2 separate regions of the Mus musculus genome follow, and region 1 is linked to region 2. Evidence: chromatin contacts called from ENCODE Hi-C or POLR2A ChIA-PET data. All regions are on one chromosome and are shown on one strand. The core of a region is the stretch at or near the end of the contact, and the rest is flanking DNA. Distances in the headings are between cores, read along the strand shown.

Region 1 (3,175 bases), core at 218-2,717, 220 kb before region 2:
CGCCCCACCCTCAGGTCCGAGGAAACGCAGGGGTGTCCGACGGGAGTGAAGTGGCCAAGGCCCAGAAAGCAGCTCCTGGAGGAGCATCGCCAACCATCTTCTCCCGGATTTTGGACCGGAGTCTCCCAGCTGACATTCTATATGAAGATCAGCAGGTGGGGCCCAATCCTCTTGTGAATGTCATGGGTGCAATGGCGCCTGATGAAGTAACACCAGTCTCTCACCTGTCATTGCTCCCAGTGCCTTGTGTTCCGTGACGTAGCTCCTCAGGCTCCTGTGCACTTTCTGGTCATTCCTAGGAAGCCCATTCCTCGAATTAGCCAGGCTGAAGAGGACGACCAGCAGGTGAGGAGAACAGGGTCCGGGGGTGGGGGTGGGGGGTTGGGTGGGGGCTTGTCTGGGAGGAGCCCTGGATTAAACTAGAGGTTTGGCTCCTATGGGGAGAGCCACCTCTGCCTCTGCCCTCTCCCTTTAGCTTCTAGGACACTTACTCCTTGTGGCCAAGAAGATAGCACAGGCCCAGGGTCTGAAAGATGGGTATCGACTTGGTGAGTGGCTTTTGTCCATGAATCCCTATTACTTGATGTGGTCTTTTCTTGTTTTGACCTCCCCCGTGACCCTGATCCCCTAACCTCAAGCTCTGTTTCAGTGGTTAATGATGGCAAGATGGGCGCACAGTCTGTGTATCACCTGCACATTCACGTACTTGGAGGCCGACAGCTGCAGTGGCCACCTGGCTAAACCTGCCAGCTGGCCAAGGACCACAGGCCTGGATGCTTGGACGGAGAATGGGAAAAGGAACCTTGTGGTGTTAATAAACTTATTCTCCCTCAATTTTGTATCCCTGTCTTAAATATGTAACAAATTTATACCAAAATAAGTGAAAGAAAATTGATCCTAAGACCCAGTCAGTGGTTAAAGGAGTATGTGGTGCAGATCTGCTAGTGTCTAATGGTCCACTCTAGGACAAACTACTAGAAAAAAAAATAGTAGAAAGTTGTCTGGATGACTAGACAGAGACATGTCTATTGTACCATATTCCTTTGCATTTTGCTGTAATCTGCATCTCTCTCTCTTTGTGATAAGGATCGAATCCAGGACCTTGGGTACTTATACCAATGAGCTGCATTCTCAGACCCTATTTCATATATTTTTATCCTTAAACTTTAAAAAACAAACAAACAAAAAACTGCTCTTTTAACTTAGGGGATGAACCAAACAGGAGTTCATACTGATGCCCTCCTGGGCTTTTCTCCAATGCTTCCCCATAGTCACCTTAGAACTAATCAATCAAGTTGGGCATGAAGGCAAGAGTTCAGATTAGTGGAACCTTAAAAGCCCAAGTGAGGCCGATTGGAGCCGGGGCTATTGGAGAGCACCAAGTCTAAGACTTCCGCCCCTGGAGAGCGTTTGTTTATCTCTGCTACCCGCCACCCTCGGGTCCGCCCAGCTCCGGTTGTGCGCAGTCTCCTGGAGTTGTTTGCCGTCTCTATGGCAACCCGGGAGGTGGAGTCCGAAAATGGAGACCACCGAGTCTACAGAGGGGTCTTTGTCGCGGTAAGAGCCATGGAGAACAAGGGAGGTCAACGGACTAACTTTGCAGCAGTTTTGACAACCTTGATGTGTTCGTGTCTTCCAGATCTTGTGATGTACAGCCCAGCTCCGAAAGACTAGATACCCCTTCAGAACCTGTTCCTTCTTCGAGTAGTAGTCCTAGGTCTACTGCCCCTGCCGAGGCTCCGGCGCAGTACTCTGTGCTGACAGAGCCCTCTTCTGACAGTCTTTACGGGGCACCCTGCCCTCCAGCCCATCATAGAGGCCATGGGTTTGGCTTTCAGCCCTTCTATGTTTCTTGTATTCCTCAGGATCCCTGTAATATGGCAGACCTCAGCTCCAGGGCTGATCCTACCTCTTCTTATCCTTGTCATAGCTCTGTGCATGGCTCTGGCTCTGGCACTTGTGGTCTTGGCCAGAGCTCTGAGCCTAGCCAGGGCTCCGGGCCCACCTCTGGGCCTGCTCCTGCCTCTGTACCTAGTCTTGTCTCTGGACCTGATTCTGCCTCTGGACCTGATTCTTCTGCCTCGGGACCTGCTCTTGCCTCTGGACCTGGTCCTGCTGACCCTGGACAGGGTCCTAAGTTCAGCACCTGCATTCCTCAAGGGTACAGATGCATCCCAGTTGACCTGGCCCCTGATTATAATGCATGGTGTCAGCACTTACACTGGAAGCCACAACGCTCCTGGGAACCTCTGCAAGTCTCAGAACCTGGAGTGAGAGGGCCATATAAACCTCCAGAACCTGGAGCACTCGGGCCATGTGAGCCATGTGAGCCATGTGAACCTCCAGAGGCTGAATCTGAGGAAACTCTCTGTAAAGCACGGCCACGTGGCCAGTGCCTCCTCTACAACTGGGAGGAAGAGGTATGAAGAGGTCTGCCCTCTCTTCCTAAGGGCCTACCCCAGATACCTGGGGAAGCCAACAGTTTATGATGAGGGTCAGTATGAGGAGGCAACTCATAGTTACTTAACGTGGGGTCCACAGAGAGCCACCAACCAGCTGGATCAAATCCCTCCATTGCAAGATGGCTCTGAGAGTTACTTCTTCCGACACGGACACCAGGGTCTGCTGACCACGCAGCCCCAGTCACCCATGTCTTCTAGCACCACCCAGAGAGACTCATACCAGCTCCCAAGACACATCTGTCAGCCACTTCGAGGTGTGAAGCATGAGAGATGGGGGACCAGAAAGAGCCCAGGAGACAGAAAAGGGAGACCGGACTTCCTGGTGGGATTGTGGATTGTTTGGTGGCTATAAGGGCAAACCCCAAGATTCCCCTTCTTTGCTCAACTCATTTCTGACGCTAGTTCCTGACTAGATTTCTCTTCTGTCCTCTCCCAGGGAAGCGTGAAGCCATGCTGGAGATGCTCCTGCGACACCAGATCTGGTGAGAGCCTGGGAAGGGGGGAGGGGAGGAGAGAAACCAGGGGGATGGTCTTGACCTCTCACATGGCTACATAGTAAAGAGGTGCAGGCAGAGCAGGAACCTGCAAGGAAGCTCTTTGAGACCGAGTCGGTAACACACCATGACTACAGAGTGGAGCTGGTACGAGCAGCGCCTCCTGCCTCAACAAAGGTGAGAACCCAGCCTGCCCTTCTTGCACAGCTCTGCTCTGCC
Region 2 (3,160 bases), core at 119-2,618:
ACCCTGATGTTTGTCCCTGGGAAGTGTTCTCAAGGGTTCAAGGTGTCTGCTCAAGTGTTCCATCATCACATAGAGGGCCATTTCGAGCCAGAAAGCAACCTCCTCTCCTCTTGTGTGTCTCCTTCTGAGGAGCTAAGGCTATTCCACAGGGCCCCTCCTAGCTACAAGAGTGCCAGAAGCCCAGGCTCACAATCTAGACTGTTAAAAACTTTGCTTTGTTTAAAAAAGTAAAGTTGGCTTGCCTGCTGGTCTTAATCCTTTATCCTTACATGACTCTCCTTCCCTGAACCCTCTGAGTGGGAGCACACCCCCGACTCCTCACAGGGTTACCACTCACCCACATTCCCTGTGTCAGAAGCCGAGGCATCCTCGTGAGGCCTTAGTCACCACTCCTTTCACCTACCTTCTCGAGACCGCTGACCCTCAGAGTCTTGGTAAGCTCAGGTATTTTAACTTTCTCACTGGAGTTTGGAGAAGTTGGGGCCAGAGAAAGTTAAGGTACCTACCTCCTCCAAGAGGATGAGGCCCTCAGATAGGTGTCAAAGCCTGCCGGGCCTCATGCCCCAGTTCTTGCCCCCACCCCACAATTCTGGCTTCACATTCTTCTGAGCTAATATCTTTATGTCCTGGGGGATACACTTGGGTGGTAGAGGACTTGCCCTGCCTGTGTGGGGCCTCTGTTTCCAGCTCCAGGACGTTGGTACATTAATTTGGGCGCCAGGGCAGTCAGGGTAAACAGTATCATCCGCAGCTGCACATGAGGCCAGCGGCTCAGTCTTAGCCAGAGGCTTGTGGACCTTCCTTCCGCATAGTACGTTCTGCCATCCTTAGGGTGTTGAGCCGAGCAAGACGTTATTAATGAGTGGATGATTTGGAGTATAGCAGCTATCCAGTAAATAATCCTTGCATTAATGCAATTATCTGTTTCTTTTTCTTTCCCTTTCCCTCTTTCTTTCCCTCTCTTTCTCTCTCTTTCTCTCTCTCTCTCTCTCTCTCTCTCTCTCTCTCTCTCTCTCTCTCTCTCTCTCTCTCTCTCTCTCTCTCTCTCTCTCTCTTTCTGTTTCTCGAGACAGGGTTTCTCTGTGTAGCCCTGGCTGTCCTGGAACTCACTCTGTAGACCAGGCTGGCCTCATCCTCTTGCCTTCCACCCAGAGGCTTTCGCAGCTGTTCCCCTCAGCCTCTGCCCTTTTCCAAGTGACAGAGCGGCACCCACTCCGGGAAGACCAGGAAGCTCCTCTCCACCACCTCTGCTGGCTTTACCCCAGCAATCCCCACTCCAGGGAGTGGGGGGTGGGCCTTCATTCGCCAACTCTCGGCCCCGCCCCCTCCCTCCTGCCCCATAGCCCTGGACACAGTACACAGGGCCCAGAGTCCCTCCTGGAAGGGAAATAAAAGGAACTGCGCCAGTTCCCATGGCTGTGGTCAACACTTCCATCCCAGGGCTCAGCGGCGAGAATCCGCATTATATTCCAGGGTAAGACTCCTCCCAGAGCACTCCCCTGCTTGCTTCTGGGAATGGGGATTGGGATCTAGGAGCCAGTTCACAGACACTGGGGTCAAGATGAGAACTGGGGTGTGTCAATGGTATGGTATGGAAAGGGGAATCTAGCGGCTGTGAGAGCCAGGTCTAACAAAGCTTTGTGTTGTGGTCCCCACGGAAACAGGGTAAAAGCAGGAAGGACTGGACACCCAGGCAGAGGGCTGGGGATGTAGTCGCTTCAGTGATTTAATGATTGCCTAGAACACAAGGCACTAGGTCCTGTCCCCAGTAGGTAAAAGAGACAAAGAACAGAAATAAAGACCTCCAGACTCAAGCTGGGGCAGGAGTGGTTGGACCCGTGTGAGCCAAGCATGGGGCGGGGATGTAGAAGGATCAAAGGTGTTTGGTCAGCCTAGGCTAGAGAGTGAGACCCCGTGTAAAAATAAACACACAAGCACTTGCTGCAAGTGCACACCAAAGCGGGGCTTTCCTGCCTGTGTCAGGATGGTGGTGTAGGGTCCAACTCAGAGCTATGGGATGGATCCTGTGCTGCAGGTACACCGGACACTGCCCGCTACTTCGGTTCAGCATGGGCCAGACCTATGGGCAGGTGACTGGTCAGCTACTCCGAGGCCCTCCTGGTCTAGCCTGGCCTCCTGCCCACCGCACACTTCTGCCTCCCATCCAGTCTCCAAGATCTCCTGTGATCTCCAAGGGGAGGCTGCCTCCCAGGCGCGGGCATGAAAGGCTCAGCTCCAGCATAATCCCTGGGTATACAGGTCTGTATAGAGGTCTGAATGGGTGTCCCCTTCGAAGAGAACGTGCCGTGAACTAACACATCTTCTCCGTCAGGTTTTATACCACGGGCACAGTTCATTTTTGCCAAGAACTGCAACCAGGTTTGGGCTGAAGCTATGAGTGAATTTACACGAAGGCACGGGGAGCAAGAGAGCCATCAACTGCCAGACGGAGCCAAGGGAGAGAGAGAAGTGGAAGAAGACCAGCTGCGGGAGGCAGAGGAGCCACCGCTGAAGCAGGAGTTGGCACATGTGAGATGGGGCAGGCAGGTGGGGTGGGGGTGGGCGCTCGTGCTTTGCCTGGGGGCACCGTGGGGCATGGCTGCCAGCTGTCTGCGGGGTGCCTGAACTTAATTCTTTTTCTTTCATTGACTTCTCTCATCAGGCTTCCCCCTACTCCATGGATGATACAGATCCCCACAAGTTCTTCATGTCAGGTGAGAGGAAGTGGGTAGCAACCAAAGGCGAGGGGAGACCGCAGGACGTCTTGACTCAGCATCTCCCCCACCCCCAGGTTTCACGGGCTATGTGCCCCGTGCCCGCTTCCTCTTTGGCTCCAGCTTCCCTGTGCTTACCAACCAGGCATTGCAGGAATTTGGGCAGATGTGCTCACGGGGCCGGGCGCACAAGGACCCCAAACCTCTCTCCCCACTTCCCAGGCCCACGTTTCAGAATCTGGGTCTCCTACCTCACTACGGAGGCTACGTGCCAGGTTAGAAGAGCCCGTGAGGGGCTCCGGGAACTGCGGTGTGTGTGCGGGTGGGGGGTGCTTTGGCAACGGGAATTAACAGACACGGAGAGATGTCCGACCCTGGGATTTAGCTTTAGAGAGGAAACTCTGAGGCAGTTCAGTGGGGAGTTGGGAGCAGATTTTAAAGGGCAG

The links. Hi-C counts contacts between places; a loop is a spot of excess contacts on that map. ChIA-PET counts read pairs that join two places held with the same protein, here RNA polymerase II (POLR2A).
Region 1: a map of regulatory T cell shows a loop between it and region 2 (2.1-fold over the local background). The contact joins the promoter of Spag8 here to the promoter of Fam166b in region 2. A Hi-C loop is called at or near these places in 2 of 37 maps with a recorded cell type or tissue (Patski and regulatory T cell). POLR2A ChIA-PET finds 5 or more read pairs at or near these places in 1 of 5 experiments (embryonic stem cell).

The regions. Positions count from the first base shown.
Region 1 is chr4:43,651,886-43,655,060 of GRCm38, reverse strand. It overlaps Spag8 (sperm associated antigen 8), which reads left to right and starts at 1,467. Exons shown (of 7, transcript NM_001290462.2): 1 at 1,467-1,557; 2 at 1,640-2,420; 3 at 2,542-2,716; 4 at 2,899-2,944; 5 at 3,019-3,133. The coding sequence starts at 1,520. It overlaps Hint2 (histidine triad nucleotide binding protein 2), which reads left to right. Exons shown (of 5, transcript NM_026871.1): 2 at 15-155; 3 at 241-345; 4 at 476-548; 5 at 650-834. The coding sequence ends at 741.
Region 2 is chr4:43,427,342-43,430,501 of GRCm38, reverse strand. Fam166b (family with sequence similarity 166, member B) reads left to right here and starts at 1,368. Exons shown (of 6, transcript NM_001369077.1): 1 at 1,368-1,474; 2 at 2,036-2,259; 3 at 2,333-2,529; 4 at 2,663-2,714; 5 at 2,792-2,989. The coding sequence starts at 1,413.